Linked DNA regions of Homo sapiens: region 2 is linked to region 1. The links are chromatin loops, found by intact Hi-C in ENCODE. Cell type or tissue: PC-3. All regions are shown on one strand. Links, peaks and the distances in the headings refer to the core of each region. The heading gives the core; the rest is flanking DNA.

Region 1 (16,230 bases), core at 2,745-10,744:
AGGTTCATCCATGTTGTTGCAAATGACAGGATTTCATTCTTTTTGTTGAGGTCTTATCCAAAAAATCCTTGCCTGGACCAATGTCATGAAGTGTTTCCACTATGTTTTTTTTCTAGCAGTTTCATCATCTCAGGTTTTACATGGCAGTCTTTATTTTGAGTTGATGTTTGTTTGTTTGTTTGTTTGTTTGTTTGTTTTGAGACGGAGTCTTGCTCTGTTGCCCAGGCTGGAGTGCAGTGGTTTTATCTCGGCTCACTGCAACCTCCGCATCTCAGATTCAGGTGATTGTCCTGCCTCAGCCTCCCAAGTAGCTGGGATTACAGGCGCCCACCACCACGCCCGGCTAATTTTTGTGCTTTTAGTAGAGATGGGGTTTCACCACATTGGCCAGGCTGGTCTCAAACTCCTGACCTCAAGTGATCTGCCTGCCTCGGCCTGCCAAAGTTCTGGGATTACAGGCATGAGCCACTGCATCCGGCCTTGAGTTGATTTTTGTATATGGTGAGAAAGAGGGGTCTAGTTTCATTCTTCCACATGTGGATATTCAGTTTTCCCATCACCGTGATTCTCTGCATTTTAAATTCTGTAATCATCCTGTGCCACTACCATGGTGAAAACACAAATATTTATAATTCACTGAATTCTCTGCCAGCCTGGAGGCTTTTGTCCTGGAAGTATATACTAATTTTTTTTTGACATTTTGGTAATTGACTTTTGTCAATACAAATCTGTAATTGAAGGAACAGTTCAGTCTATCCACTGAATTGTTCCTAGCCCGTCACTCAGTGACACTAGATTGGAAATACAGAAAGGCATTTAATTCTTTCTGCACTAGACTGGAAATACAGAAAGGCAGTTAATTCTTTCTGAGTCTTGAAACATGAAAGTAAATTAAAAAAAAAAACCTTTCAGTCTGGGAATTGTGTTGAAATCCATAAACATCTGAAACTTAGTGACTCAGATTGTTAGTCACAGAGTCACTGGTTAGAATCTGGATGAAATCCACTGTGGACAAAGGCCAGTAATAATGATGATGATATTTTGCTTTTCCATAGTGCCGAACAAAACTCTTTACAAATGTTACAAGTACAAAAGAAAGAGTAGCAAGACATTTTTTCTGCAAGTGCTCAGGCTAAGTAAGACTCTTGCTAACTTTGAAGTAGTTTATTTTTCCCTCTACATAAATACAAAAGAAATGTAGTGGCAAATAATTGCAACAAAACCCAACTTAAGCAAAGGCCTCATTAGTATTCAATTAGCATAGTAACCCGTCTTTCCCGGTCTCTTGTTTGAAGCAGACTGGATCCAATGTGTAGTCTTGGAGTAAAGAAAATAATATCTCCAGAGTAGGTCTTACAAATAAAGCCAAGGCTACACTCAATTGTGTTTTGTATTATTACACTTTCGTTAGTAATTCACCTTCCACTGAAGAACACACAGAGGGTAGATCTAAGTTTGTTCTCTTGCAATAATGTCAGACCTGAGGAATATCAGCAGTAAGCGCTGGGCAGTTTCAGAGATATCCTCCCACTATCTCCCCTTCTGACCGGAACAGGAATTGGATAGCTTCAGAGCAAAAGAATAATGTGTCCATGTGTTCCTCCAGATCTCTGAGTCCTGGCAGTCGACCTCAACTCTCTTGGCCACCATAAAGCAGTCATTGAAAGGACACAGCTGCAGGAACTAGGGACTAAGCAGTAAATAAATCCACAGGGCTGGAGGCAGAAGTTACGTACATGACCCTAAAACAATACTCTGTGGTTATGAACAAACTGATTAGCATCTGAGGGTCCTGTAGCAGCTTATGCAAAATTAATTGGTGCCTCAGCCAGTGCTGAGTTTCTAAAGGAAAGATGTCCACTTCAAAAACAAAAACAAAAAAAGGGGGGCCTCCTTAGTCAGCAGCAACTTTGCCTGGTGTCCTGGGGAGACGATCAGCTAGAATGGGAATGGAGCTGTTTATTCTCTTAGCTGTACATGGATTCTCTTCAGATCAGAGCTGATGTATAACAGCCACTGGCAATATCCCAAGACATGATCCAGTGATTGCCAGGTTATGGGTTGCATCTTAGAGTTAAGGTGAGAGGAGCTTGGGAAAGAGGTTGAGAGATGTGGCTTGAGAGTGGGAGAGATGGAGAAAGTAAAAGAAATTGGACACTGATCTACATAGAGCAACACTTCCCTAATTGTGAGTTTGATCCACTTTATATTTGAAGAAAATGGCGTTTTGATTCATTAGGTTTGAGAAACAATTAAGTAAGCAAAGTTAAGCCAACTTCTATGTTGTAGGTCTTCTAGGAGTCTTTAGTACGCCAATATGCACTGCCAATATTCAGGAAGACTGTTGCAAAATGCAATGTAATGCAACGTTTCCCAAACTTTTTTTTTTTGTCTATGCAAACCTTTCTGGAAGGTGTTTTATAAGTGTTTTAAAAATATTGCAGTATTATGAAATGTTTAAATTTATGCTTTTAATGTTTTCTCCAAGTAAGAGGTTTTATATATTCTTAAAGATACACTAAAAGGACTAAATATTTTATATATAACACTGTTTTCAAATTGTGCATAGATATTTTCTCTTCGTAAAAATATATAATAGGAATTTAAATGAAAATGGCTAAGGCCTTTCTCATCTTGTGAAATATCCTGGATTTGCAATTTGGGTTATCCTTCAGATTGACATGCAACTTGGTGTTTTCCTAGAAGACAAGGAACTTATTTCCATCTCCCTACCCCCACCTCCATCCCCCACCCCCTTTCCCATTTTTGCCATTTTTCTCTCTCTCATGTGTGAACAAAATCAGCCTTCTGAATAGCAAGAGAGATGAAAGCCATCTCATTGCGGCAATTCCCTTTTGTCTCTCTCAGTGACCATGTGGTAGCTTGCAAAGGTAATTGTTTGTTTTTAGACATTGCCAGCATGTGGAATATCCCAGCGAACCAAGAAGCAGAGCTGGGATGTGGTATTAAAAGTCATACAAAGGTATGGGCATACTGGGCTCATGGTTCCTTTCAAGGAACTCTCCCAGTGGGAATCTATTGCAGCTCTCACATTAAGAGTCCTATGGGTTGCACTTGAAGGAACTGGGTTCCTTGTGTTTTATTTGTTTTATTATTATTATTTTATTTTTATTTTTATTTTTTGGAGATGGAGCCTTGCTCTGTTTCTCAGGCTGGAGTGCATGGAGCAATCTCAGCTCACTGCAACCTCCACCTCCTGAGTTCAAGCGATTCTCCTGCCTCAGCCACCCGAGAAGCTGGGATTACAGGCGTGCACCACTACACCCTGCTAATTTTTGTATTTTTAATAGAGACAGGGTTTTACCATGTTGGCCAGGCTGGTCATGAACTCCTGACCTCAAGTGATCCACCTGCCTCAGCCTCCCAAAGTGCACCCTCACCACGCCTAATCCTCCCAAAGGATTACAGGCATGAGGCACTGCACCCAGCCTATTTTTTGTTTTTTTTTAATGGAGACAGGGTCTCACTCTGTTGCCCAGGCTGGTTTCGAACTCCTGGGCTCAAGCCATCCTCCCGCCTTGGCCTCCCAAAGTGCTAGGATTATAGACATGAGCCACCACACCTTGCCATTCCTTGTGTTTTCTAACTAGGCATCTCTTACCTACACTCCCTTCCTCAGTTGGGACTGTAGGATCCATGGCAAGTTGAACCTGACTCATAGAGGGTCAAATCTGCTATGTTTCAGCCATTCTGTTTATAACTTTTTAAAAGACAGTGCAAAGGTATTTTTCCATTTTAAATTAGTATGTACAAGTTGTTTTAAACTGGAAAATATAGAAAAACAGAAGTAAAATAGAAAACCGTGTTATATTTTGGTGCCTTCTTCCAGTTTTGTGATTCTGGAAAGTTTATCTTACCTAGTTGTGACTAAATGCACAGGCTGTAGTTCTGTTCCCTTCTTCTCTGCTTCACATTCTAAGTAAAATAAACATATAACACAAGTGTTTTTCCATAGTATAATAAACTCCTTATAAACATCATTTGAAATAGCAATGCCATCACTTATTTAACCATTCCCCAGTATAAGTATACTACTTCCAAATTTTGATTGTATAAATATATAAATAAATGTGTTTGTAATAAACCATTTATATGCATTTTAACTATTTCTAGAGGATAAACTCTCCAGAAATGGAATTTCTAAGTTAGAGAGTATAAATATTTTAAGGTTCTTGATATATATCTTGCTAAATTTAGCTTACAATATTAGTGTCTTTTTTTTTCAATGGAAGAATACAGTAAATCTTACAAGATTTTTCACTGAAAGTGAATTAAATTTTACTGTGAAAACACTTTGAGGTTCGAGGGAAAAGAATATTAGCTAACATATGTTAAAAGCGTAGTAATTGGAACTAATAAAAAAAGTCAGTTTGAATTTGTGATTCATTCTTTACTATACACTATTTTAAAACAATGTGGTTTTATCATTGTACTCCATAAAGTAATACCTAGACTAATGAAAAGTTTATGGTGCTGTGTTTCAGGGTTTTGGCTCCAACTCAGGCAGACTCAGCTTTAAAACCAGACTCCACCACCTACCACCTGATTTTGACCGTGAGCAAGTTTCTTACTTTCTTTGCTTTATTTTTCGTATCTGTTCAATGGAGATCATGCCAGTTCCTGCTTCTTAGGGTTACTGTGAGGATTAAAGAAAATAATGTATACAGAGTGCTGAGTACCTAAGGAGTGCTCAAAACCTTTTACCCAATATTAAAATAGAATTATTGTAGTGGAATTCCTGGTCAGTCAGAAGTTCTGTGTTATTAATGATGAACAGGTCAGTTAGCAGTTTTAAAAAATAAACCTACAATCTGTAAAAGCTTCATCATGTAGATGAGCTAACACGCTCCCATGAAATTATATTTATGTCTTGCGTTATCAACTCGTTCTATACATGTTATATCATATATTTATATGTGAGTATGTAAAACAAAAGTAAATTACAAGAATATCTCTGTCTAGTTAGTATAAATAGTGATGGGTTCTGAATTAAGAGCCCCATTTTTTAAATTATTGCTTTACTATTTTTATCTTACATTAGGAAGAAAATATTAGTCTGATTTGATGCCCTTAATGTTTGGAATATAAAGGACAACAACACACATTAACTTCAAAATCAATGAATATACTTAAAATAAGCTCTATAGCAAACATAACTACATCACTAAATCTCAATATTTATAGTTTATTTCTAAGGAACAAATGTAAATGGATCGAATTTTAAAAATCATTTAAACATTTTTCTAAGTGTCTGTAAAAAGGATTAGAAGAAGTGTAACATACATGTTGAAAGATTGTCCCTCAATGCAGAAGTGGGCATTGAATTTGGCACTTGGTTTGAAGCAGTTTTCTCTTTCCATAGCCATTGTATATGCCATTCGGTTACTGTGGTCAGTGGTTTTCTTGCCTTAGAACTCACTTTACCTTAGATTCTCTTCTGCGTCTTAGCTCAGCAAAATGATCATGATCCTTCTGAACCTAAAGCTCAGGCCAACATTGTCATTATCTCAATTTGTCTCTTGGCTTGAGAAAGAACTTTCAGATTCTCTTCAGTTCATATCAAACACACAAAGCAAACAACCCTAAAAGTCACACACACAGGTGAGAACTTTTCAACACACTTTAAATTAAGGCAATTCAAAGAATAGGAGACTAGAAAAATCTAGTTTGCATGGTAAGGCCAGATGCTGAACCCAGAAATAATAATTTCTTTCTAATTCCAAGATTGATGTCACTGGCTTTCCATTCTCAGATTTCTCAGCATGTTCATTACAATCAGCCACAGAGTACAGCTGACACCTAGGTCACCTTTTCCAGAGAATAAAGGGATGAGAGATGGGTGACTCAGACTTTTCTGTGGGTCTGGGTATTTTGCCAAAGCTTAAGCGATATAGACAGAATGCCTTAGCAATTGTGAAAGTCATACCTGGACTCTGTACTCATTACCTTTCACCGTGTTAGTCAAGTCATATTACCTTTTGTATTCTGTTTTTCTGTGTGCAGTGTTACCTGTGACCTTTCTGTATTCTTTTTCGACATTTATTTTCTAAGTTTTAAAACTAGTCTGTGTTTCTGAGCTCTTGCTTTAGGCGTAGTTCTCAGGTTCAGACCAATTGCCTAATCAACTGGGTTGATTTTTAAAAGTAGCAGACTTTTTAAAATGGCAAATATGAAGAATGGTTATTGAGGTTGTTATTATTCAGGAACCTCTTTCAGTTGGTTTGGGAAACCTGGAACGTACAGTTCTGATGATTTTTCTTATTCTTAGAGACATTACACATGTTCTAAAAGTTTTTTCCAAATCTCTTTCCATATTTTCTTTTTCTTCTTGCAAAAGACAAATAAAAAGAAAAATTTTGACATTAAAAGCAAACCATGAAAAATGATGTAAAACATCAGGCAACCAAAAATTCCCAAAAGCCCGTTTGCTTTTTCCTAGAGAAAAATAAAAACGGTAGAAATAATGATCTAAGAAACATTCCCCATTTCACACAGCACATTCTAGGAACGTCTGAAGATTAATGGAGCATGCAGGAAAGGCTTCTCTATCCATTGTGAAAAGCTGTGGACAGCTCTGTCATGCTGTCATTCTCTAGGTTTGGGAGCTTAGAAGATTTTGCCAACAGAAGTACCCAGGTTTGTAAAACGCCATGAATTTTACCTGGTTTTATAAAGATCAGGGTTTCCCAATATTAGCAATATAGACACTTGGAGCTCCATGATTCTTTGTGTGAAACTGTCCTGTGTATTGTAAACTGTTTAACAACATTCCTGGCTTCTTTTGCTCCTTAGAACCCAGTAGCACCCCCAATTGTAACCATCAACAATGTCTTCAGAAAGTGCCAAATGTCCATGGTGGCTGGGGGTAGAGGGTGATAGCCCAAACTCATCCCCTGCTATTCTTTAACATCACTGCCCTAGAGTAACAGCCTTTATACTGACCTCAGCTGTTTCCTACTCTGTTTTTAGGAGGTAAATGAAAATGTTAGGCTCATAGCTGATAGACCCGTAGACAGTAGGTCTGTAGCTCTCATGAATATGGGAATAACGAGAGAAAAGTTTGTGTGTGTGGGTTCTTTCTTTCATGCTTCCTGGAATAAAAAACATAAACACAAAGAAAATATAAATTGTTTCAAACATAGAGAAACATAAGTTAAATGAAGCTCAGGTCAAAATGCAAAGCCAAAATTAGAGACCTGCACTTTCTTTTTAATATAAAATCAATCATTTCCATTTTCTCTTAGTCTTTCAAAATTGGAATTTGCAGTTTATAATATTAATAGACGTCCAAGATTCATTGATATTACTTCCATTTCATATAAAGGAAAATGACTCTTGGGAGACTAAGCAATGTACTTATGACTATCCACAGTAATGATATTTTAAATTCATGAGGCTTACAGCAGGATCCAGAAGTGAGCTTCCCTTCTTAGACCTGCCTTTGACATAAAACTGTCCAGGCTGAGCAGCGTGGCTCACGCCTGTAATCCTAGCACTTTTGAAGTCCCAGGTGGGCAGATGGTTTGAGCCTAGGAGTTCAAGACCAGCCTGGGCAATATGGAGGAACCCCTTCTCTACTAAAAATCAATATCTTAGCTGGTCATGGTGGTGCACACCTGCAGTTCCAGTAACTCAGGAGGCTTTGGTGGGAGGATCACTTGACTAGGAGGTTGAGGCTACAGTGAGCCATGATTGTGTCACTGCACTCCAGCCTGGACGACAGAGCGAAATCCTATCTCAAAAAAAAAAAAAAAAATTAGAACCATCCAGTCTAAGATGAACAAGCCATTGTCCTGCTATTGTGGGAAAACCTGGAATCAGGAATCCCAACCCTGAAATCTACCATGTCCTGCCTCTGTCACTTACTGTGTGATCTTGGGACTCACAACCCTAAGGTTCACTTCCTTTGTGTGAAAAATGAGAACAACTGCAATTGATTGATGTGACTGTTGTGATGATTATCTTAGTATCACTATCACCGCCACCCACTTTATTCTTCCGCGTTTCCTCCTTTTCCTTCTTTCCTCTCCACTTGTGTCTGGTCCACTGGCCTCCAGAGGCCACAGCCCTCATTGACTTGCCCAGCCCTGATTCTGAGCCCCAGCCCTAAAGAGAGATTATGCAAACCTCTGCAGAGTTTTCAGAAAAAGCTTACATGCTTCATCAAATTATCTCTGTCAATTTCTTACTACTTGAAATGATTTCTTCAAATTTCCAAGTGCTTAGATGTCTATGAATATGGAAAATTAAGTTCTCTGTGAAATATAATCAGAAATGCCTTTGGGTTGAGTGGAAGGAATATTGGCGAGGATTCCTCTATGGATGGATACTCAGTCCTTTGCAGGGCCCTGCATTTCATTTTTGAGCAGCTCTAGTTATTGAAAAGTGTATACTTTCCTCTTGATTTTTCTTCTGGAACAACACTGGTTGAATCTCTTTCCTTGTTCACTAATAAGCTACAGAAATCAGCAAGTCGTGGGCCTATAAACTTGCTGCATTTAAAGATTTTATATGAGAATACATCAAATACAAAATAATGAAACGAATTCCACAGCCACACAACCACCTGAAACCTGGTCTTGTTTCTTGCATTTAGTAGAGGTTGTGTAACTTGGGAGGTTGACCTGATTCTTTAGTTAAATGATTTCTGAAGTATGAACATTAAAATTTCAGAATAAGAGATATAACTGGCAGAGAAAATAAGTTATATTTGGCTTTGCCTGCAATAGTATTTGGATATTGACTCAATAGAGGATGCCCTTAAGAATACTTTGCCAAGAACACATCCAGATTCATCACCTCCCTCCTGAAGAATAAGTGTGAAGCACAGTGCAAGGAGAGTAGAAACTGGAACCTCTCTGCTGCATCCAGAAAACAGAAAATCAAATATGTCACTTACACAATTTGCCATTTTGGCATCAATGCCACCTTTATATTTAAAGAAGAAAAAATGAAATGTGTGCAAAGAAAGGCCCTAATAATAAAGTGGCTAATAAAGGAGAGACCCCAATGTGTTGTACATGCAACCTTCTCATTAACTTTGAAAGCAGCACCAACTTTTGCTGAGACCACAACACCCTCTTGCTTTCTTCAGTCCTTTCTCCCAGTGCTGTGGGCCTTTTTTTGGACATCAGAAACACCTTTTCTCTGAGACAATTTCCAGCATTAACTGAGCAGCCTGGGCTGCAAGCCTGGTGCCCCAACACCGTTTTCATTATTCTCTTAATGGAATCACACTCTGTTAGAATGTGTCACTCCACATGTGTAAGGATTAAAACGGATGGAATATGGTACAAGAAGGATGCTGGAGATTAAGTGAAATCTTAGTGAAGAGTACTTCCTGTACCTTTTTAGGCATCTGAGTATATTCCTTTATTTATGGGCATCCACACTCTCACCCATCAACACCTCTATTATGAATTATTGATGGTGAGATCTTGGACAATTACCTAACCTCTCCATGCTTCAATTTCCCTATCAGTAAAAGAGGATGATAATCATATCTACATCATAAGGCTATTATGAGGACTGAGTTAATTTAGATTAAGCACTTAGAATAACGCAGACCCTAGTAAGAACTATATATGTTTGCTATTGTTACTACAACAGAGAAGAAAATGTGGTAGTGTCTGTTTTTCACTTTATTGGCTATTCATGGCTTTGAAAAGTCATAACAATTTATTTTTTTTTTTACCTAACTAAATAAGCAGATTTACTGCCAGTTATGAACAAGGTCTGCTGCTTTGCACATCATAACAGGCCAGAAAGATTCCAGATTCCATGGGTACCAGGTTCAATTTCTGGGCTCCACGAATTCAGAGCTCCTGAGTCTTCTTTTTCTGGTATGTGTGTATGTGTGTGTGCGTGTGTGTGTGCATGTACATGTGTGTGCATGTGTGTGCGTGCATGCACTGAAGAGTGGCAGAGACAGATCCAGCTGGTCCAGACTGCCCGTTCTTCTGTCATTACTCTACATAGTGAAACCGTGTGATTTCTTTCATCAGGTGCAGCTGGTACCACCTGGTCTGCCTTTAATGGATGTTCTGCCCAGAAATGATGAAAGGCTTTGGCTCTTACAACTGAGAATAAACCCCCAAATGAGCTGAATGCTCACCATGGAGGTAGTGGGGGAAGGATGGGGAATTTTAGCTCTTCTCTTTCTTTCAGTGAAGCTTTATAGTTCTCATTGTGTTACTCTTTGCTTAATTCAATGTTTAGGTCCTCAAACAAATTTTACAAGAGACTTTTCATCAGTCTCGCTGTAATCCTGACCCTCCTTTATGCCTTTGATGACCTTGATTGGATAGTAATGACTCCTATGTGCGTGTGTGTGTACATGTGTGTATGATGTGTGTGTATGATGTGTCCATATGTGTGTATGATGTGTGTATACGTGTGTGATATGTGTGTATGATGTGTGTATGTATGATGTATGTATATGCACGATGTGTGTATATGTATGTGCGTATGATGTGTGTATGATGTGTGTATATGTGCATGTATATGATGTGTGTATGTCTGTATGATGTGTGCGTATGATGTATATGATGTGTGTGTATTTTGTGTGTGTATGTGTGTATGATGTATGTGTATACGTGTGTATGATGTGTGTGTATATGTGTGTATGTGTATGATGTGTGTGTATGTATGATGTGTGTGTATATATGTGTATGATGTGTGTGTGTGTGTGTGTGTGTGTGTGTGTGTGTGTGTACAGGCTGCTGGTAGTCCTGGCCACCAGTTACATCATCACTGGGATGCTGCAAAGAGTGCAAAATATTAGTGGGAAATGTCATTACCTGATAGATTTTTGAAAACCTATCTGCAAGTAAGAGCTTGGGCTATCATTCCTTCTTACTTTTGATTCTAATATAGGGAGCAAGGTTTTCCCAGGCCCAGAGGAAAGAACTCTCTCTCTGTTGCCTTTTTCCTTTGTCTCTGACATCAGTCCTTCTCCAGGGCTGATGCACAAGGAAGACGAAGCGTAAGCCTACCCATTGTGAGGTGCTCCTGCCCGTGAAGCCTAAGAAGGCACAAATTCAATGTCTTGCCTAGCCAACAAGGCAGCCTTAAAAAATAGGAATCTACCAATCTTCAACCCATCTCTACCTCACAGGTGCCAACATCCCCTTGCTCATCCAGGAGCTAACATCCTCCTTGGGTGTTAGACAGCATCCTTCGTTGTCTAAGATCCTTCCAGTGGTGCCGTACTTAGACCTGCCTTGCACAGTACCGCTGCACACCCACGACTTTTCTCAGCCCCTACACTGCCTCTTCTCCTCCTTTGTATGCCTCTGACTCCTTCAGCTGCGGCCTTTCTATCCTTAGCGTATTTGGATAAGTGAATTCAGTACTGCCTGAAAAGATTTGATGGTGGGATTTCAGACACTGTAGTGAGTTGAAAAAAGCAGACCAATTGTTCGAAAACCCATAATTTCACCTAGGTATTCTGTATGTTACTCAAGGCTCTGTTGTACACAGAGCTTGCTACCTTTGGAGAGACAGAAGTCGAATCACATATGATCACTCACTCCGCCTCTATTTTCCCAACTATTGCATTTGACTTCTTTGTTGTTGTTGTTGTTTTCTTGAGACGGAGTCTCGCTCTGTCACCCAGGCTGGAGTCCACTGGTGTGACCTCTGCTCACTGCAACCTCTGCCTCCCGGGTTCAAGTGATTCTTCTGTCTCAGCCTCCAGAGTAGCTGGGATTACAAGTATGTGCCACTATGCCCGGCTAAGTCTTGTATTTTTAGTAAAGACAAGGTTTCACCATGTTGGTCAGGCTGGTCTGGAACTCCTGACCTCAAGTGATCCACCCGCCGCGGCCTGTCGAAGTGCTGGGATTACAGGAATGAGCCACCGCGCCCGGCCACATTTGACTACTTTATAAGTAGCAAGATGAATGTTTTCAGTCCTTAAGTAAGCCCATGCTACTCCTTTGGCTGTGAAGACTCACAATTTTAGAGTCTGTAAGTCATGTTTGCTCAGGATGAGTGTTACGTACTTAAGATATTATGAACGTTTCATAACTCTTTTTCTGTATGTCCATCACAGAACTACAGAATCAATAGGTCTGTTTTTATAAGTGAGCTCTGAAGAAAAAATCATATAACATGGAAAAAATGAAAAAGGAGACCATGATGCTGACTTTTCTAACAAATACTACAAGCTGTAGTTTGGTGTACTTATTTCTCTGCTTTAATAAGATTGTAAGATATAGTTTTTAAAGGAAAAAATTCACAGAGAGCAGTGAATTTGAAGAAAAAAGTTGGAGGGTGCCCTTTGTTTGCAAAAATACAAATAAGAGCAGTTTCAAAACGGCTACTTAAGTGCTGTCCATAGTTACAAAGCCCCTGTAGCTGATGAATTTTATCACGTGGAACGACATTTTAGGCCTTCATCAATATTTATCCTCTCTTATCATGAATATTTCTTATAACATTCCCTAAGGAAGTCTAAAACTTTTCTAAGAAACTTTTGCATCATCTTGAACTTGCATCTGCTAAGCTTGATTGCCTTAGAAAAAACCCACTCTTTTATATCCTTTTGCATAGCAACATCCCAAACACAGCAAACATGATGATACACGGAAAAGAAAAAGAGTCTGGGAGAAATACAGCTATGAAGGGACCAGCTTGTGTTTCCAGAAACCACTTGAGGACAGTGTTGTTGCTCCCCCATGAGAGCTGCAAGGGGCCAGCCCCATTCATGGTTCTCATTTCCTGAAGCTCTTCTTTAGCAATTCTTACAAAGTTTTATTTTATTCTGAAATCACGTGAAGAGGAGGAAAAATCAATGTTTATTGAAGGAGGGAAAATCCTTTCAAGATGATCTGTACTCCCATAGGATGGGCTGCATATTTTAGAAGTATGGTAAGTATGCACTCTTCTGAAACAGTTACCATAGGAACAATTTTTTTTCCCCATTAAATGGAAGGGTAATCACTGTCATAAATTTCCACACAAATGTCTAAGCTACACAAATTAAGCATTGGTTGGGAGTCAAATCCAACTGACTGCATATTTACACACTCTTTTAAATAGGCAGATGATAGATAGAGAGGAACTGTAGACAGAATCCTTCCTTTAAGATATTTGCATATCCAGGAAGGGTGTGGTGACCCACACCTGTAATCTCAGCACTTTGGGAGGCAGAGGCAGGAAGATCACTTGAGGCCAGGAGTTGGAGACTAGCCTGGGCAACATAGCAAGAACCTGTCTCTAAAAAAAAAAAATTAAAAATTAGCTAGGTGTGGTAGTGTACACCTGTAGTTCCAGCTACTTGGGAGGCTGCGGCAGGAGGATCACTTGAGCCCAGGAGTTCAAGGCTGCAGTGAACCATATTTGTGCCACTGCACTCCAGCCTGGGTGACAGCATGAGATCCTGTCTCTATTAATAAAAAAAAAAAAAATAGTTTGGGGCCGGGCACGATGGCTCACGCCCGTAATCCCAGCACTTTGGGAGGCTTAGGCAGGAGGATCCCCTGAGGTCAGGAGTTTGAGACCAGCCTGGCCAACACGGTGAAACCCCATCTCTACTAGAAATACAAAAATTAGCCAGGCATGGTGGCACCCACCTGTAATCTCAGCTACTCAGGAGGCTGAGGCAGAAGAATCACTTGAACCCAGGAGGCAGAGGCTGCAGTGAGCTGAGAACATGCCACTGCACTCCAGCTTGGGTGACAGAGTGAGGCTCTGTCTCAAAAAAATAGTTTGCACATCCAACAGCCAAACTACGTGTTTACTAAACAAACCATCAAAGAGGGCACTTTGACACTCACTGCTTTTTTTTTTTTGAGACAGGGTCTTGCTTTGTCACCAAGGCTAAAGTGCAGTGGCACAATCATAGCTCACTGCAGCCTCAAACCCTGGGCTCAAGCAATTCTCTCACCTCAGCCACCTGAATAGATGGGACTACAGGTGCAAGCCATTACACTTGGCTAATTTTTTTAAAATTATTTTTTGTAGAGACAGGTTGCCACTATGTTACACAGGCTGGTCTTGAACTCCTGGGCTTAAGCAATCCTTCCATCTAGGCTTCCCAAAGTGTTGTGATTACAGGTGTGAACCACAGCACCTGGTCACCCATTGCTTTTTAATTCAGCTCTGACTTCCTAGGAGGGCATCATCCCAGCTCCTCTCTGGAAAGCCCTCCCAAGCAATATCAAAGAGGATTCTTATAGCCTGGCTCATAAGTATTTATTGTGAAGAAGGGAACAAATGTGACATACCACTGTGTAGTGGATACATAGAGTTCTGTAAGCAATACCAAGTGTCAAGTGGGGTTTTAATTATGAAGGCTTGCACAATAAGCTGGATTTGAGCCAGATTTTAAAAAAGGTAACATCTAGGAAACAGTGGGATGTTTTGGTGGAAGAGCATATTCCATTTATCTTACAATGTGCTGTTTTCATGTTTGAACATCTCTAAAATCAATGGTGTTTCACAGTCACTATCAACCAGGGGGCAGTTGTGATGTATGCAACATCATGCACAGAGGAACAAACTTGGTTATTGTCATTTCAACTGAGTTTTGTCTATTGTTGGCTCTGTGCATGTTAGGTTTAACTGACATTTAAAATGTCTTGGCCAGGTGCAGTGGCTCACACCTGTAATCTCAGTACTTTGGGAGGCCTAGGCGGGCGGATCACCTGAGGTCACGAGTTCAAGACCAGCCTGGCCAACATGGTGAAACCCTGTCTCTACTAAAAATACAAAAAATTAGCTGGGCGTGGTAGCGGGCACCTGTAATCCCAGCTACTCAGGAGGCTGAGGCATGAGAATCACTTAAACCCAGGAGGTGGAGGTTGCAGTGAGCCAAGATGGCGCCATTGCACTCCAGCCTGGGTGACAGAGCAAGACTCTATCTTAAAAAAAAAAAAAGCTTTACAAAAGATTACACTAGGCCGGGAGTGGTGGCTCGCGCCTGTAATCCCAGCACTTTGGGAGGTTGAGGCAGGCGGATCACCTGAGGTCAGGAGTTTGAGACCAGCCTGGCCAACATGGTGAAACACCATCTCTACTAAAAATACAAAAATTAGCCAGGTGTGGTGGCGGGTGCCTGTAATCCCAGCTACTTGGGAGGCTGAGGCAGGAGAATCATTTGAACCCGGAAGGTGGAGGTTGTGGTGAGCCAAGACCCTGCCACTGCACTCCAGTCTGGGTGAGAGAGCAAGACTCTGTCTCAAAAAAAAAAAAATAAATAATAATAATAATAATTGCACTACTATTTGTCCTGGGAAAGGAAACATTTTTATGTGTACAGAAAGATGCCAAAACTGAGCAGAGTGGCAGAATTTGATATTAGTTGAAGGAAGTGATTGTCTTAGGAGGAAAGACCAATATCAAAATGCAGATGAGGAGTTGGTAGCTTGGAATAAAATCCCAGAGACAATGCTGGAGTCCTCTTGTGTGAAAAGTTGCAACATTCCTGACAGTGCAGAAAATATGGTAAAATATGGACACTGACAATTGTGAGAGGAAAGTGATCAAGATAAGTCCAGCTATGAATATAAGGATATTTTAGGATTACAGCAGTCCCCCTTATCAGCAGGGAATACATTCTAAGACCCCCAGTGAATGCCTGAAACTGCAGATAGTACTCAACCCTTTATATACTACATATTTTTTTCTGTACATATCTAAATTAAGCTTTAAATTATAAATTAGGCACATAAGAAATGAGCAGCCACTAATAATAAAATAGAACAATTAAAACAACAAGGTGTTCACAATTTCACAGATAGAACATTCATTCTTAGCATAGATCTTAGCAACCTCTGCATACAATTTCTTTTTCTTTCCTTATTAAGTCCATAACTTTCACCATTTCACTTAAAGGAAGCACTTTATGGCTTTGCTTTGGCATATCCGACTTGCCAGCAGCACTACTCCTGCACTTTGGAGACATTATGAAGTAAAATGAGGGTGAATTGAGAGTTGAACCCAAGCACTGTGATACCATAACAGTCAATCTGACAGCCTCGTCGACTAAGTGAGACCGCTAAGTGCTACTAGATGGGCAGGGAGTGTAGACAGTGTGGATCTGCTGAACAAAGGGACAATTCAGGTCCAGGTGGGATGGAGCAGGACGGTGCAAGATTTCATCACAGTACTCAAAACAGCATGCAGTTTAAAACATATGGATTGCTATTTCTGGAATTTTCCATTTAATATTTTCTAACCATGTTGACCACAGGTAACTAAAAC
Region 2 (16,230 bases), core at 4,128-12,127, 72 kb before region 1:
AGCTCTCATGAAACTGTTTTAAGATTGCCAGGAGGATGACATGGTGTTGAGGAAGGGCCCAGGGAGAGAAGTGGCAGCAGATTCTGTGCCATGGAGCCATGGAAACTTCTAGAATACTCACCCACCTTCCAGCATTTGACTGAATCTATCTTCATGTCCATGCTACCGTATTTGGGCCCAAAAAGTTGAGCTCTGTGTGTCACTTCTCAGCTCAAAATATTTCTGAAGATTCCCATGCCTGCAAAAGTCTGGTTTTGTCATAACAATGGGCAGAGCCACCCGCAGAGCCAGGCAAGAGGAGCCCTGCATATCACAAATACCAAAACACTAAGACATTTATTGTTGCTGTTTTTCTTTTTGGTCTTATGAAGAAGATTTTCTTTAGAAAGTTCTGTAACAGATTGAGCTAATGGAATTATTCAAGAGGACATGTATGCTGAAGTAGGCCTGCCCTCCTCTTTGCAGGGTAGAGTTAGGGGCAGTGGTGGAGAAAAGAACAGCCTACCTGGGGAAACAGGCAAAGAGAAAGGGATATTGGCCATCCTAAATCAACCAGGGTAGGGGTCTCAGCAGGACGGCCTCCCCAGATAATGATGCTCCCTTCAGCCCCTGGCTCAGAAGGTATAGTCTTGGAGGCATCTGAGTTGGAAAAGAGGGACATGGAGGAGAAGGACCCAGGACTCTCAGTGCTATTAAGAGCTTCCTGGATCAGTCCCATCCAGGGTGCAGGAGGGTCCTGTCCCCACCTGGGGGCCCTGTCTTCAACTCATGCCCAGCCTTGCCCAGCAGATACCATGTCTGCCTGGGCTTGCAGCCTGGAGGGATGAGCCTGGCTCCTTTAGTCAATCTCCAGGTCAAGTGAAAACCTGAGCTTGGCCATGAACAAAGCTATCAAGTTTCAAAACCTTAACTATTTCAGCAAAGGGTATGTGGATCTGCCTTTGTATTCTCGTCCTGGGACCCATAAATGTTAGGGGCAAGCCTGACTCTCAGAATCATTTACTGAGCATTTAAATTTACCAAGTGCCTGGCACATTAGTAAGCACATTACTTACATGAATCCTAACACAGTCCTATGAGGCAGGATCCAGCAATCACACTCCTTAATATTTATCCAAATGAGTTGAAAACTTATGTCTGCAAAAAGTTACCTAGATGTTTCTAGCAGCTTGATTTATTTTGAGGCAGAGTCTTGCTCTGTTGCCCAGGATGGAGTGCAGTGGCATGACCTTGGCTCACAGCAACCTCCGCCTCCCAGGTTCAAGTGATTCTCCTGCCTCAGCCTCCTGAATAGCTGGGATTACAGATGTGCGCCATCATGCCAGGCTAATTTTTTTACTTTTGGTAGAGATGAGGTTTCACCACATTGGCCAAGCTGGTCTCAAACTCCTGACCTCAAGTGATCTGCCTGCCTCGGCTTCCCAAGTGCTGGGATTACAGGCATGAGCCACCGCACCTGGCCAGCAGCTTTATTTGTAATTGCTAAACTATGGAAACAACCCAGAGGTCCTTCAGTAGGTGAATGGATGAATGAGCTATGATGCATCTATGCAACGTATTACTATTCAGTGCAAATAAGAGCTATCAAGCCATAAAAAGACATGAAGAAAACTTAAATGCATATTACTAAGTGAAAGAAGCCATTCTGAAAGGCCACACACTGTAAGATTCCAACTAAATGACGTTCTAGAAAAGGCAAAACTGTGGAGACAGTAAAAAGATCAGTGGTCAACAGGGGTTAGGTGGGAGGCAGGGAGAAAGAGGAAAAACACAGGATTTTCAGGGCAGTGAAACTATCTTGTATGATACTACTCCAGTGGATTGATATCATCATACAGATCTAAACTCATAGAATATACATCACCAAGAGTGAACCCTAATGCAAACTACGAACTTTGGGTGATAATGATGTGTTAATGTAGGTTTTATTGTAACAAATGTTCAACTCTGGCAGGGGATGTTGATAAGCGGGGAGTCTATGTGGGGCTATATGAGAAATCCTGTACCTCCCAGACAGCTTTGCTGTGAAGCTAAAACTACTCTGAAAAAATGAAGTCTATTTTAAATATTATGAGACAAGGAACAGGTACTGTTATCACCCCAATTTAAGTAACCTGGTTAAGTAACTTTGCCCAAGTTCCCACAGCTGGGAAGTGATGTTGCTGGAGCCAGGCTGGAGATTTCACATACGACCCCATCTTGCTCCAAAGCCTCCACCTGACCAACAGGTTCGGCAGCTTCCGTATTGGCCTGATCACAATCTGCCTTTCAGTGTGACCTGCACTCTAGTGTGTTCCACTGTGCATGGATCACTTGTGCAGATTGTGATTCTGTATGTGTGGGGTGGGGCCTAAGAGTCTGTGTTTCTTTCTTTTTTTACCCCCTTACATTCGGGGTCTCATTATGTTGCCCAAGCTGGAGTGCAACGGTGCTATCATAGCTCACTGCAGCTTCGAATTCCTGGGCTCAAGAGATCCTCCTGCCTCAGTCTCCAGAGTAACTGGGATTGCAGGTGCGTGCCACCATGCCCAGCTAATTTTTTACACATTTCTAACCAGCTCCCAGGTGATGGGGGTGCTGCAGGTCCACAGGCCACCCTTTGAGTAGCCAGGGTCTATGTTCCACACACATCAACTTGTGGGCTAAATCTAGTGCGTATCCTGCATTTTACCATCTTTGTATTTTACATCTTTGTATCTTGTTAATACTCCTTCTTTTTTTTTTTTTTTTTTTTTTTTTGAGACGGAGTCTCGCTCTGTCGCCCAGGTCGGACTGCGGACTGCAGTGGCGCAATCTCGGCTCACTGCAAGCTCCGCTTCCCGGGTTCACGCCATTCTCCTGCCTCAGCCTCCCGAGTAGCTGGGACTACAGGCGCCCGCCACCGCGCCCGGCTAATTTTTTGTATTTTTAGTAGAGACGGGGTTTCACCTTGTTAGCCAGGATGGTCTCGATCTCCTGACCTCATGATCCACCCGCCTCGGCCTCCCAAAGTGCTGGGATTACAGGCGTGAGCCACCGCGCCCGGCCGTTAATACTCCTTCTAATAGGGTTTGGCCATGTCCCCACTCAAATCTCATCTTAAACTGTAGTTCTCATAATCCCCACGTGTCATGGGAGGGACCTGGTGGAGAATCATGGTGATTCAATTATCATGGAGAACAACCTCCATGTTGTTCTCATCATAGTGAGTTCTCACGAGATCTGATGGTTTTATAAGGGCTTCCCCCCTCTCCCTTCGCTCTGCACTTCTCCTTGCTGCCACCATGTGAAGAAGGATGTGTTCGCTTCCCCTTCTGCCATGACTGCAAGTTTCCTGAGGCCTCCCCAGCCCTGCAGAACTGTGAGTCAAACCTCTTTCCTTTATGAATTACCCAGTCTCGGTGTGTCCTTATAGCAGAATGAGAACGGACTAATATACCCTCTATCCAGCATGGCTCTCTGTCACATCTCTGCCTGTCAAAATCATAATCATGCTTAGATATCCAAATTAAGTTCCACTTTCATTATAAACTATCACCTGAACCTCACCCCACCACAACTGTAGGCCAGAAGTGATCTCTCCAGCCAACCCACTTCCTTTGCATGTAGCACCCGTTCAGGCAGCACTGGTTACTTCCTTGTTATATTAGCTACCCCTTGTTCACTGCATATGCATCTGTTCACTTCTGTGTTTTTAAATTTTAAATTTTTGTAGTTTTTGTAGAGACAGGGTCTCACTATATTGCTTAGGCTGGTCTCAAACTCTCGGGCTCAAGCAATCCTCCTGCTTCAGCCTCCTGAGTTACTGGGAATGACTAATTTTTGTATCTCTATAGAGACAGGGTCTTGCTGTGTCATCCAGGTTGGTCACAAACTTCTGGGCTCAAGTGGTCCTCATGCCTTGGCCTCCCAAAATGCTGGGATTACAGGCATGAGCCTCTGCACCAGGCCCACTTCTGCTGTTTTGAAAGCAGCTCGAGGATAGGGACTTTACACCTATCTCCTTAAAGATTCCTTAGTACTGAACAGGGCCTTGGACATAGAAAGGAACATGGTGTAGGACTCAAAGAGTGGCTCAGACCCTGCCCTGCCCCTGTCTTAAGCTCCCTGATGCTAGTCTTCTCTTCTAGAAAATGAGTTCAGTGACACCTACCCGTTTGGGTTGTTGTGAGGTTTAATTTAAATGTCATATGTAAAGTGCTTTACCCAATAGGCCCTTGATAAAATGTCTATTGGATTGAATTTGCCTCTTGTATTATCTGTAAAAGGGAAGGGAGCGGACATGGGAGTGAATTAAGGACAAAACCAGACCTGGCACCGAGTGTCTTAGCTTTTATTCCAATACGTTTTCCACTCTCCCAAGCTTTGCTGCCTTTTAATTCTATGAGTAGCTGTCATTCATGTAGCTAAAATTTGTTAGTGTTTACAGAAAAACACTAGAATGTTATTTACTGGGTTCACATTTTCTATACAAATCACTGACCAAAGTCAGATAGGGCTTAGAAAGAAAAGGTATCAATGTACCCTTAGGTCTTGGTAAGCCATAAAGTAACATAATATATAATATACATCAATAATGTGGTGGTATCTCTACATAACTCAACACAGCAAAACTTAAAAGCAGGCAATGGTTTCCAGATGCAATGTGGAAAAAGAAATTATTATGATCAGCTGGAATAATTGACTTAACCAGTTACTTTCTGGGAAACTGTGGCAAACTCATTTGATTTCTCATTTACTTCATCTGGAAAATGGAAATGCTGCTACCACCTGCCTGTTATGGTCTGAATGTTTGTTACCCCCCTCCCCGACCCTGCCCCAAATTCAGATGTTGAAATCGAATCACCATGATACTAGGAGGTGGGGACTTTGGGGGGTGATTAGGTCATGAAGGCTGAGCCCTTGTGAATTAGGATTAGTGCCTTTAGAAAAGAGACCCCAAAGAGCTTGCTTGCCCCTTCCACCAAGTGAGGACACAGCAAGAAGGCACCATCTATGGACATGAAAGTGGGACCTCGTCTATGGCCATACCACCTAGAACACGCCCGATCTCGTCTGCAAGTGGGCCCTCACCACACACTGAATCTGCCAGCGCCTTGATCTGGGAATTCCCAGACTCTAGAACCATGAGAAAGAAATTTCTGTTGTTTATAAGCCACCCAGTCTATGGTATTTTGTTACAGCAGCCCATACGGACTAAGACAGCACCTTACCCACTTCTCAAAGTTACATAAGGAGCCAACAAATTACTGATATATGCAAATGCTAGGAAAAATGTAAGAAACTTTAAGCAAAAAATTATTAACAATATCATTAGGCATAATATAGAGCTAAGGGGAAAAGGCAATTGATGTGAAATAGAAAGTGGAAGACTTGAAGGGCAAATATCAAGTGTTTTATGCATTGTTATTACTTTTTAGGCTTAAGGTCTTTGTTCAGACTTCTCCAGGTCTCAAATGAGACATGAACACTGTGGAAGAAAGTCAGAGAGCAGAATGTTTCTAGAACCACCTTCCATTTTTCAGAATAAGAAAAGATGGCTTATTTGATGTAGGCATGTTGATTGGCAGTGCAGGCTTGCAAATTCCTTCAGTATTAAGTCATGTCTTCAAAACTGGGTGGGGTGCTGAGTTATTAAATTTTTTCTTTTCCTCTGGAGGCTAAGGGCTTGGAAAGCTGGAGGCTACATGTGAAATGAGTTGGGTGGTCTTGGGCAAATTCTGTGTAAACAGCGTTGCTCATCTAAAAGTAGCACAAAACACTGCACATCTGTCTGTCCATATTATCCAAGCAGAATCTGGACTCCATTAATGTGCTGAGGAATAAATGTATCCTCTAATAAATGTTTTTGAAATCACAGTGAAAAGGAAGTTCCAGGACCCCTAAGGAAATGAGACTCTGCTGTACCAATTTGTTGGCGGAAGCCTGGAAGAGGAGTGGGAGAAGGAAGCCGACCACAGCTGTGTCTGACTTAGGTTGTGCCTTCTTTGAGCATGAGAAATGTGAGGTTCGATATCAGAAGCTACTATTGAGTACCATAGTCTAGGCTGCCGATGAGCAATGCAAAATCACCTGGGGAAGGTGACCTCTGCTCTTAGGTTTTTGTGGGAGGATCTAGGAACAGCTCTTCAATGAGACATTCCACTGAGGCTGCATACTGGGCAACTGCTGAGCTCCAAATGTCAGGCACATCCACACTACATGGCCTAGCAAGGGCCAGTGGCTATGGAACAAGGCACGTGGGTTGTCCAGTTTTTGCATTCAGATATTGCTAGTACATAAAACATCTACTCTTCTCTCCCTCTGTCCCCATCAAATATTTCTGGTCATTGGCTGATGAGCATGAGAGCTTCTGTTTTGTAAGGGAGGGAGGAGAAGAAGTTTGACTGAGTCAGGGTGGCAGGGAAGAGGGAACAGGAGGGAGGGCTATATGAACTCTGTTCCCTGTCTGGCTCCTTTGCCCATAAATTGATTGAACTGCTTTCATCAGAGACTGTAAGATCCTGGGAGGAGTTAAAGGCCAGAAGCAGGTTATATTCAGAACTGTTCAGGGTCGCCTGCCTCTGTGAGAAACCTAGCCCTGCCTGGCAGCTTTGGGCAGCCCTTGGCACTTATATGGGCACTCCCTCAAAAGGCACCATCAGCAAAGGCTTCACTAAGGATCCTAGAAGAGGCTTCTCAGGGAGAACCAGGAAAAGCAGGAACTGCAGCAGGGATTGGCGGAGGAGGTGGCAGATGCTCTGTGGTAACTGCAGCTGACAGGCTCATTTGTGGATGCAAGGGAGGACCCATTTGGGAACCCTGAGAAATTCTCAGGAAGGTGGGAAGAGTTAAACCCAAATCCAATGTACTTTGGGCATAGTCATAAAAGGACCCAATTTTGTATTTACTGACCAGTTATGCCAAGGGTTGAAGCTACATAGAAAATGACAATTGGTGTTAGAAATTTCAGTAACTTATTCAGAATCGATTTATTCTTCTTGTGATCATGTAAATTTAATTTGCTGTAAAATTCATGATATATCATGAAACTCCACTGAGTATGGGTATATATCCTTACATATACAGGATATATACCCTTAACATAATGCAGTTTATAAAACTGTTTCCTAATATAACAAAACCTTGCTTTTTAATTTTAAATGATTTGAAGGGAATGACTTTTATTGCTGTAGTTTAAAAATGTCATTATACTTTGGATAAGCCCCTGTGACTTCTGCTTCTTGCCTAGATGGAGTAACAAAGACCAGATTTATCCTCTTTCCTTAAAAATAAAAAAGACAGGCTCAGGCTGGGTGCAGTGGCTCCTGTCCATAATCCCAACACTTTGGGGAGCTGAGGCAGGATGATGGCTTGAGCTCAGGACTTCAAGACCAGCCAAGGCAACATGAAACCCAGTCTCTTAAAAAAAAAAAATTAGCTGTTGTCCCAGCTACTCGGGAGGCTGAGGTGTGAGGATTGCTTGAGCCCAGGAGGCTGCAGTGAGCTGTAATCGTGCCACTGCATTCCAGCATGGGCAACAGAGTGAGAACTTGTCTCATTAACAACAACAAAAAAGACAAAATATATGAAACAACAGTTTCAAGATACTAGACATCAAGCAATAAAGGACAGAAATCCTTGCAAGACAGAGATAAATAAGGTGGGCCCTACGATTGCCTCAGCTTACTGTCCTGCTAGAGTTCTCAGGCCACTTAACATAACCTCCCCCAGGTTTGTCTGTGTTGTCACAAATGACAAGATTTCATTATTTTTAATGGCTGAGTGTGTATCTACCACATCATCTTCATTCATCTGTTGATGCACACTTAGTTTGGCTATTATAGTGAGTCATGCTGCAATAAACATGGGAGAGCAGGTATCCCTTTGACATACTGATTTTGTTTCCTTTGGATAAATGCCCAGCAGTGGGATTGCTGGATCATATGGTAGTTCTATTTTTTTTTTAAGAAACAGGATCTCATTATGTTGCCCAGGCTGATCTTGAACTCCTGGGCTCAAGCAATCCACCCACTTTGGCCTCCCAAAGTCCTGGGATTATAGGCATGAGCCATTGCAACTGACCTAGTAGTTGTATTTTTAATTTTTTGAGGAACCCCCATACTGTTCGCCATAGTAGCTATGCTACATTCCCAAAAACAGTGTATAAGGGTCTCCCTTCTCTCCATCCTCATCAGCATTTGTGATTTTTTTTTTGTCTTTTTCATAATAGCCCTTCTAGCGGGTGTGAAGTGGTATCCCATCTGGTTTTGATTTGCATTTCCCTGAAGATTGATGACATTGGGCATTTTTTCATGTACCTATTGACCATTCGTATACGAGTGACATTCTTCATAGAAACAGAAAAAATAATCTTTTCCTGATTCTTACGGGAAAATGACACCGAGGCCAAGTAGGTGACACAGTCCTGGTCTGCAGTCACATATTTCTCAAGCACTCCTAACTCAACAATTCAAATTTAGTAACAAATTGTGCGTATGATAAATCCACTGGTCCACAAGCAGAAAGAGACTGGGGTATTTCACAAGGCAAGTGGCAATGAAGTCAGTATTCTTCAGTAGAAAACTGGCATTTTAGATTCTTATTTCTGGGGCATTAAAGACCTAAAAGCCAGTGTTGGTACCACTGGCAAGCATGGGTACATATTAAGGATACACGAGTGATTTTTAAACCCGCCACATAAAATGTTTGATTTTTATCACTCCAGTTTATATTTGGCTGAGGAGTATGGGGAGAAAGAGTTTCTAAGATCTCTTAAAACCCTGGGATCTAGCTATCCGTAGATAAGACAATCCACCCAAATTTTGCTCATACAGTATCAGTCTTTGTAATAGCACACCTGACTGAAAGAAAAATAGAAGTAGCACATCCTATGTTACATAATGTTATATATTTGAGAATGAAAACTCACTTGAAATTCAAACACAATTTAAGAGGAAGGTATCCAAACTTGAAAAAATTTTCATGAGTCCATCTCTTAATAATTAGATAGGCATGTATAGTCAGAAAGTTTCTGAAAACACTGATTCTTTTGTTCTCTCTCTCTCTCTTTCTCTCTCTCTCTCTCTTTCTCTCTTTCTTTCTCTTGGCAGGGTCTTGTTCTGTTGCCTGGGCAGGAGTGCAGTGACGCAATCATAGCACATTGCAGCCTTGAGCTCCTGCACTCAAGCAATCCTTCTGTTTAGGCCTCCCAAGTAGCTGGGACTACAGGCGAGTGCCACCACAACCAGTTAGTGTTTTTTTGTTTTGTTTTGTTTGTTGGTTTGTTTTGTAGAGACAGGTCTCAATAGGTTGCCCAGGCTGGTCTCAAACTCCTGGCCTCAAGTGATCCTCCTGCCTTAGCCTCCTACAGTGCTGCAACAACAGGAGGGCCACTGTGCCCAGCTTCATTTTCTTGTAACTAGAAGAATATGTTTCATTAGCTTATAATAGTAATAATAATAGCTAGTCTAACCTTTATAGTGATGGATACTGTGCAGGGTCGTACTTACTTGATCTCATTTTCTAGATGAGAAAATGGAATCTTAATTAAATCGTTGGTCCAAGCTCACTCAGTAATTGGCAGAGCCTGAATGTGAACCCAGGCCTGCCCCACAGCAGAGCCCTCCTGTTTGAGCATTATGTTGAACTTCAGGGAAATGACACAAATCCATACAAATCAACTTGGCAATGCTGGCGGTAGCAGTGCTCAACATGGGCACCCACAGTTTGTCACCTCATGACGTCTATTGGAATGTACTTGGGTCAAGGCAGAGGAGGTGCAGAAACTGCTTGTCTCCTGATAACATTACTGTAGTCCTCAAAGGAAGTGTGAAAATAGGACTTCATTGGCCGGGCGCGGTGGCTCACGCCTGTAATCCCAGCACTTTGGGAGGCCGAGGTGGGGGACCACGAGGTCAGGAGATGGAGACCAGCCTGGCCAACAAGGTGAAACCCTGTCTCTACTAAAAAATACAAAAATTAGCTGGGCGTGGCAGCATGTGCCTGTAATCCCAGCTACTCGGGAGACTGAGGCAGGAGACTCGCTTGAACCTGGGAACCAGAGGTTGCAGTGAGCCAAGATCATGCTGCTGAACTCCAGACTGGCGACAGAGCTAGACTCAATCTCAAAAAAAAAAAAAAAAAAAGAGAGAGAAAAGAAAATAGGAGGGCACTGCTGGCCCTTTGGCCGTGGGAAGTGCTGCATGAGCTGTGAGTCATGCTCTTAGGCTTCGGCCTCTGTGGATGCTGACCACTGACCATCACCAGCAGGCTCTGGACAGGCAAGGTGGGTTTTGTCTGTCACAGTCATGTGTAGTCAGTGGAGAAGAGTGGTTTCTTTTTCCACTTCATGCAGCTCAGAGTTCTGTGAAGGCACCCGGGAGCCAATCTCGGTTTGTGGATGAGGCAAAGTGGCTCACAACCAGGTTCCTGCTCTGCGATCCCCAGGGCAGCTCCATTTTTGAGGTTTTATGGAAGACATCACTTAAAATGTTTCAGTGCTGAAAAAAAGTTTGAAAACCACCCTCCTCCTGGGAGACAGCATAGGATAGTGGTTAAGATCGTGGCTTTGGAGTTTGACAACATGGGTTCAAATCGAGGCTCCGCTCCTGTGGATTGTGTATGCCTTGGGCAAATGAACCCTTTTGAGCCCCAAATGCAGCCTGGCTCAGAGTGGGCATCAGGAAGTAGTGGCGACACACACCACTGTCTGGCCCCACCCGTGGGTGGTGAGATAGAAGGAAACCAGGTTAAACTCAAAGAGAGACAGAGAAGCCGAGTGGTTCATGAAAGAAAACCCTGGGCTTGGCTTCCCAGACAGGTTTGAAGCAGAGAGGGGTTTGCCTACGTCGTACCAGTCAATGTCTCCTAAGATCACAAAACTGGATGCCACCTTAGAGAAAAGGCAATCCTTGTCTTGTTATAAACTGAAAACTGAGGCCTGAGGAAGTTGTGCTTTGTACCAGATTTAAATTAGAAAGCTATATCCTGCAAAACATTCTATTTTTATATCCGAGTAGGATTTGTCCTTCTTCTGGAAATCTCCACTTTCTTTTTTTTTTTTTTTTTGAGATGGAGTCGCTCTTGTTGCCCAGGCTGGAGTGCAATGGCATGATCTTGGCTCACTGCAACCTCTGCCCCCTGGGTTCAAGACATTCTCCTGCCTCAGCCTCCTGAGTAGCTGAGGTTACAGGCATGCACCACCACACCTGGCTAGTTTTGTGTTTTTAGTAGAGATGGGGTTTCTCCATGTTGCTCAGGCTGGTCTTGAACTCCTGACCTCAGGTGATCCACCTGCCTTGGCCTCCCAAAGTGCTGAGATTACAGGTGTGAGCCACCACGCCCAGTCTTCACTTTATTAGTAGTTTTCTACGCCTTAGAGAATGTGGGGGGTGGTGCATGAACGGCCTTGCTTAGGGAAAAGGAACAGCACTGGAACAGAAGAGAAAGAAAACCTAAAAACCTAGGAGGGCAAGAGCTGGGGTGGATATATATATATATATATATATATATATATATATATATATCTGTAAATACATACACATGCATACACACATTCTCTATCCATATATCTAGAGAGGGAGACTGATTAAAAAATGGAAATCAATATCCCTTGATGCAATTTTTAACCCATTACAACAATAATATGAGTACAGACCTTCCATATAAAAATGTTTTCACATAATTTTCAGACACCTGGAAGTTATGTCAACGCATATTTAATCTAAAAACAAAATAAAACTAGTTCCCCCCCTTCTTTCTTTCACTGCACTGACACAGTGAAACATCTCTGGCCTCAGCTAACTCTTTGGCCACATGGTGCTCCCACCACACATGTACAGAGAAGGGCTTTTGGTCCTGGGAAACTAGGGCACAGAAGTCAACAGTAGGTGTTCTAGAACAGGGGTCCCCAAACCCCAGGCTGTGGATTGGTACTGGTCTGTGGTCGTTGGGAACAGGGCCACACAGCAGGAGGTGAGTGGCAGGAGAGGCAGCATTACTGCCTGAGCTCTGCCTCCTGTCAGATCAGCGGGGGCATGAGATTCTCATAGGATCACAACCCTATGGCGAACTGTGCATGCGAGGGATCTAGGTTGCATGTTCCTTACGAGAATCTAACTAATGCCTGATGATCTGAGGTGGAAGAGTTTCATCTGGAAACCATCCCCCAACCCTTCCCTAGTCCATGGAAAAGCTGTCTTCCACAAAACTGGTCCCCGGTGACAAAAAGGTCGGGGACTGCTCTTCTAGAGGGTGCTTCCCCAAGTCTTTAATTAGGAAGAAAGGCCATTTCTTCACTGGGCCTCCTCATGAGAATCCCAGAGTTCACTAGCTCAACTGCTGACAGTGCCATGCTAGTTTTAGTCTTTTCTTAATGGAAAGGGAGAAAAAGATGAAAGCAAATGCATCTTATTTGGAGGCACTTCAGAGGAAAGTCAGAAAGTATGTCACTCGGTCTGTTGTGAGGAGCACTGGGTGGTCAAGCACTAAACACTCTGGAAAAATCCTGAAATGTCCTCTGTGAAATTCAAGGTCTTTCCAATACCAAACAAAAGTGCATACCACTTAGCGTGTTCTTCTAAAAAGTTGAAAAGGCCGTGTGTACCTTTCGCCTGTAATCCTAGAACTTTGGGAGGCCAAGGAGGGAGGATCCCTTAAGGCCAGGAGTTTAAGACCAGCCTGGACAACATAGCAAGACCCTGTTTCTACAAACAATTTAAAAATTAATCAGGTGTGGTGGTGCGAGTCCGTGGTCCCAGTTACTCAGAAGACTGAGGTGGGAGAATTGCTTAAGTCCAGGAGTTCAAGACTAGCCTGGGAAACATGGCAAAAACCCATCTCTACAAAAAATACAAAAATTTGCTGGGCATGGTGGCATGTGCCTGTAGTCCCTGCCACTCAGGAGGCTGAGGTGGGAGGATCGCTTGAGCCCAGGAGTTTGAGGCTGCAGTGAGCAATTATGAAGCCACTATACTCCAGCCTGACAGAGCAAGAATCTGTTTCAAAAAAATAAATAAATAAATGAACCATCCCCCAGATGGAGAGCATTCTGAACCAGTAGAAGTCCCCTCCTTGGAGTCAGTTAAAAGGCATTCCTATTCCTAAGTCTATCTCTAAGTCTATCCCTATCCCTAAGTCTAAATTTAACAAAAACCAAACAAAATAAAAAGGTACTCCTACTACCTGCTGTCCTCTTTTAGGATGTTCACTGATGGCTTCTCTTCCCCTCCTCTCAGAATTAAGAAGGTTGTGGTATTTAGGATAAAAAATGAGGCAATGTGATGTTTTGGCAAAACCCTTTGATGGCAGGAAACCCTGTTAGCATTTTGATAGAGTGAGTCAGCCATTGAGGCCTTCAGGGGAGTGATAAGAGTGTCCCCAGCATGACACTCCACAACTTGATGGAAATCCGGGGCTTCTTTGTAAGCATAACTGTTTTTCCCAAGAAGTGCAAACTAAAAACACAATGAGGTGGCCCTTTTGGCCTATAACATCGAGAAACATGTTAAAGAAATATAGTGATAATATCTAATATGTGGCAACAACGTGAAAAAATAGACGCTTTCTTTCATGAATGACTGTCAGATATATACATGAAATGCAACTGTTTGGCAGGGAAATTTGATCATAAGGTCTCAAAAGCTTTCAAAGTGCATGTGGTCTTAGCAGCAAGTCTAATGGGACAGTCAGAGAGGTGCACAATATTTTATGAATAAGGATGTTTATCACAGCATTATTTATGGTGCAGGGCGTCTTTAAAGAATCTAAGTGTCCTATAATAGAGGAAGACTTGAAAAGTATGTAAAGGTGTGCATATCACGGGATGCTTACCAGCCATTAACAGTGATCTTGTAAAGTACTTTTTTTTGATAAGTGTCCAATTCAGGATTTTCTCAGCTGCAAGTGACAAGAACTCCATTTGAACTAATTTAAACAGAAAGGTGACTGATGGAAAAGAAGAGCTGAGGCTGTGCGCAGTGGCTCACACCTGTAATCTCAGCACTCTGGGAGGCTGAGGTGGGCAGTTCTCTTAAAACCAGAGTTTGAGACCAGCCTGGGAAACATGGGGAAATCCCGTCTCTACAAAAAAAAAAAAAAAAAAAACACAAAAATTAGCTGGGCCTGGTGGCGCACACCTGGAGTGTCAGCTACTCGGGAGGCTGAGATGGGAGAATCAATTGAGCCTGGGAGGTCGAGGCTGCAGTGAGCCATGATTGTGCCACTGTACTCCGGCCCGGGTGACAGAATGAGACCCTGTCTCAAAAAAAAAAAAAAAAAAGGAATGAAGAGTTGGACCAGCAGGCTTAGGAAGGCAGTTCAAGTGACAGTGGCACTCTATAATAGAACCAGGAACACAGATGGCTTCGGGTCTCCCTCTCCTTTTCTCCTTCTTGTCTCTGCTTCTCCTCCATCTTTAGGCTCACATTCTTGCCTCATTACCCAAGAAGAAAGGATTTCCCCCTCCAAACTCCAGTGTGAAAAATTCCAAGAAAGACTTGATTGGTCTGGCTTGGATGACACATCTACCCTTGGACCAGTCATTGTGGCCAAGTATACGTGTACCACAAGGATCAGCCTAGGTGTATGAGAAATTGCTAAGAACTGAATGTTTATGTCTCCCCCAAATTCACACATTAAAATCCTCACCCCCAATATGATGCTATAAGGAGGGGGAGCCTCAGAGAGGTAATTAAGTCATGGGATTCTTTCCCTTATAAAAGAGTCCCCAGAATGCTTGTCTTTCTGGATACAAGAAGCTGGCCACATGCAACCCGGAAGCCCTCACCAGAACCCAGCCATGCCAGCACCTTAATCTTGGACTTCCAGCCTCCAGAACTGTGAGAAATAAATTTTTATTGTTTATAAGTCAACCAGTCTATGGCACTTTGTTACAGCAGCCCAAACGGACTAAAATACCTACCCTTCCATCAAGTGCTGTGACCAAGGGGCCATGTGGATCTCCTATGAGAGCAGTGGAGTGAATGGAATACCACCGTTGGGGCAACTGAGGAAATTGCTGGAACCAGGGAGCCACCCCCCAATTTGTGTCTCCCACAACATCAGTTGATAATATTATTGGTCAATGCTTTCTTTCCACAGTAGTTGGACCTCTTCTTCTTGTGAGGTTAAAGCACAACTTTGTCTTATTTTATTGCAAGTGAAGGCATTCCTTTGTGACTGTGTGGTTGGGAAATGCTCTGAGATCAACTGGATTGGGGTTATACGCTTGGAGCTCTGTATAACTATTCCCGGCTATACTGTTTGAGTGGGACCAAACAGAATGACCTGCCACCTCTGACCAACGACCGCATCCTCCACAAAACTTAGGGGGTGGGAATTGATTTTGGGAAATAACAATTTACCCATTATATGGAAATCAAGCAGAGCATTTCTAGAGCATACTGATTTTTAACTAACCAGAAAGTGGACTCTACCATGCTATCATCAGAGATGCCACATCTGACATCTGAACCATATACTTTAGAGACAAAGAAAAAATACAACATGGCTCTTTAAAAATCCAAGTTTTCAAGATAATAGAGACAGATGACAATGATGAATGATGGTCATTTTAAACATGTTCCCACAACAATAAAATGCTCTAATTCAGTTAGAGAACAGCCAACAATGTTGCGGGAAGTATTCCGAGTTGAACAATAATGCTGCTTTTGTGGATTTCTTTATTTTACAGATATGGGTATCTGTGGACTCTCATCTACTGGTATTGGGGGATTTAGGGCATTGGTGGAAAATGGATTGGAAAAGAACTCAGAAATTTTATAGAACTCACACATTTTATTTATGAAGAAAGTGGTAGATATGTGGAGACTGCTAGCTGGTGACAGTTTAAAAATCAATTTAAAAAAACTTAAGCTATTCCATCAATGGGCAGAATTCCACAGTTCTCCTAATTTACTGATGCAGCCTCTCCCTTTTGAAAAGTGGCCTACTTATTTGATACCATTTCCCACACTGTTGGATTGGGAGAACTTAAGTAACTTTGCCCCTACAGAATTTCCTCCCAAATGTAAATTCTTGAGAAAACCTAAGCCAATACTGAGCAGATGTGAGAAACGGAACATTGCCCTGGTCTTGATTCCCAGTGTCTTAGCTCTGGGTGTGTAGCTTACGCACTGTTCCATGTCTAGGCTCAAAGAGGCAGAGAAACTAACAAGCCAGGAACTCGGAAGCTCTGTGGGTGATATTTTACCCTTAGGTAACTTAGAACTTTTGCATCTGAATTTTTCCTATCAACTTTTGCAGCTCCAT

Evidence for each region. Hi-C counts contacts between places; a loop is a spot of excess contacts. Peaks named below come from ENCODE experiments on the same cell type or tissue, not always from the same donor. Only the 100,000 strongest peaks of a DNase experiment are listed, where the experiment ranks them.
Region 2: a loop joins it to region 1, with 2.2 times the contacts of the local background. A loop is called at or near these places in 14 of 110 quality-filtered maps.

Annotation. Positions count from the first base shown.
Region 1 is chr10:24,957,301-24,973,530 of GRCh38, forward strand. It overlaps a transcript of THNSL1 not described here. Among named protein-coding and RNA genes, the nearest start is that of PRTFDC1, 13 kb to the left of the region's middle. In PC-3, for the core only: no CTCF peak of the experiment used is centred there; a DNase peak (open chromatin) is centred at 5,881; H3K27ac peaks cover 2,750 bases.
Region 2 is chr10:24,884,243-24,900,472 of GRCh38, forward strand. The region is part of intron 3 of PRTFDC1 (phosphoribosyl transferase domain containing 1); the gene reads right to left. Among named protein-coding and RNA genes, the nearest start is that of PRTFDC1, 60 kb to the right of the region's middle. RefSeq lists an enhancer at 3,387-3,596. In PC-3, for the core only: no CTCF peak of the experiment used is centred there; DNase peaks (open chromatin) are centred at 5,579 and 7,829; H3K4me3 peaks cover 651 bases; H3K27ac peaks cover 2,229 bases.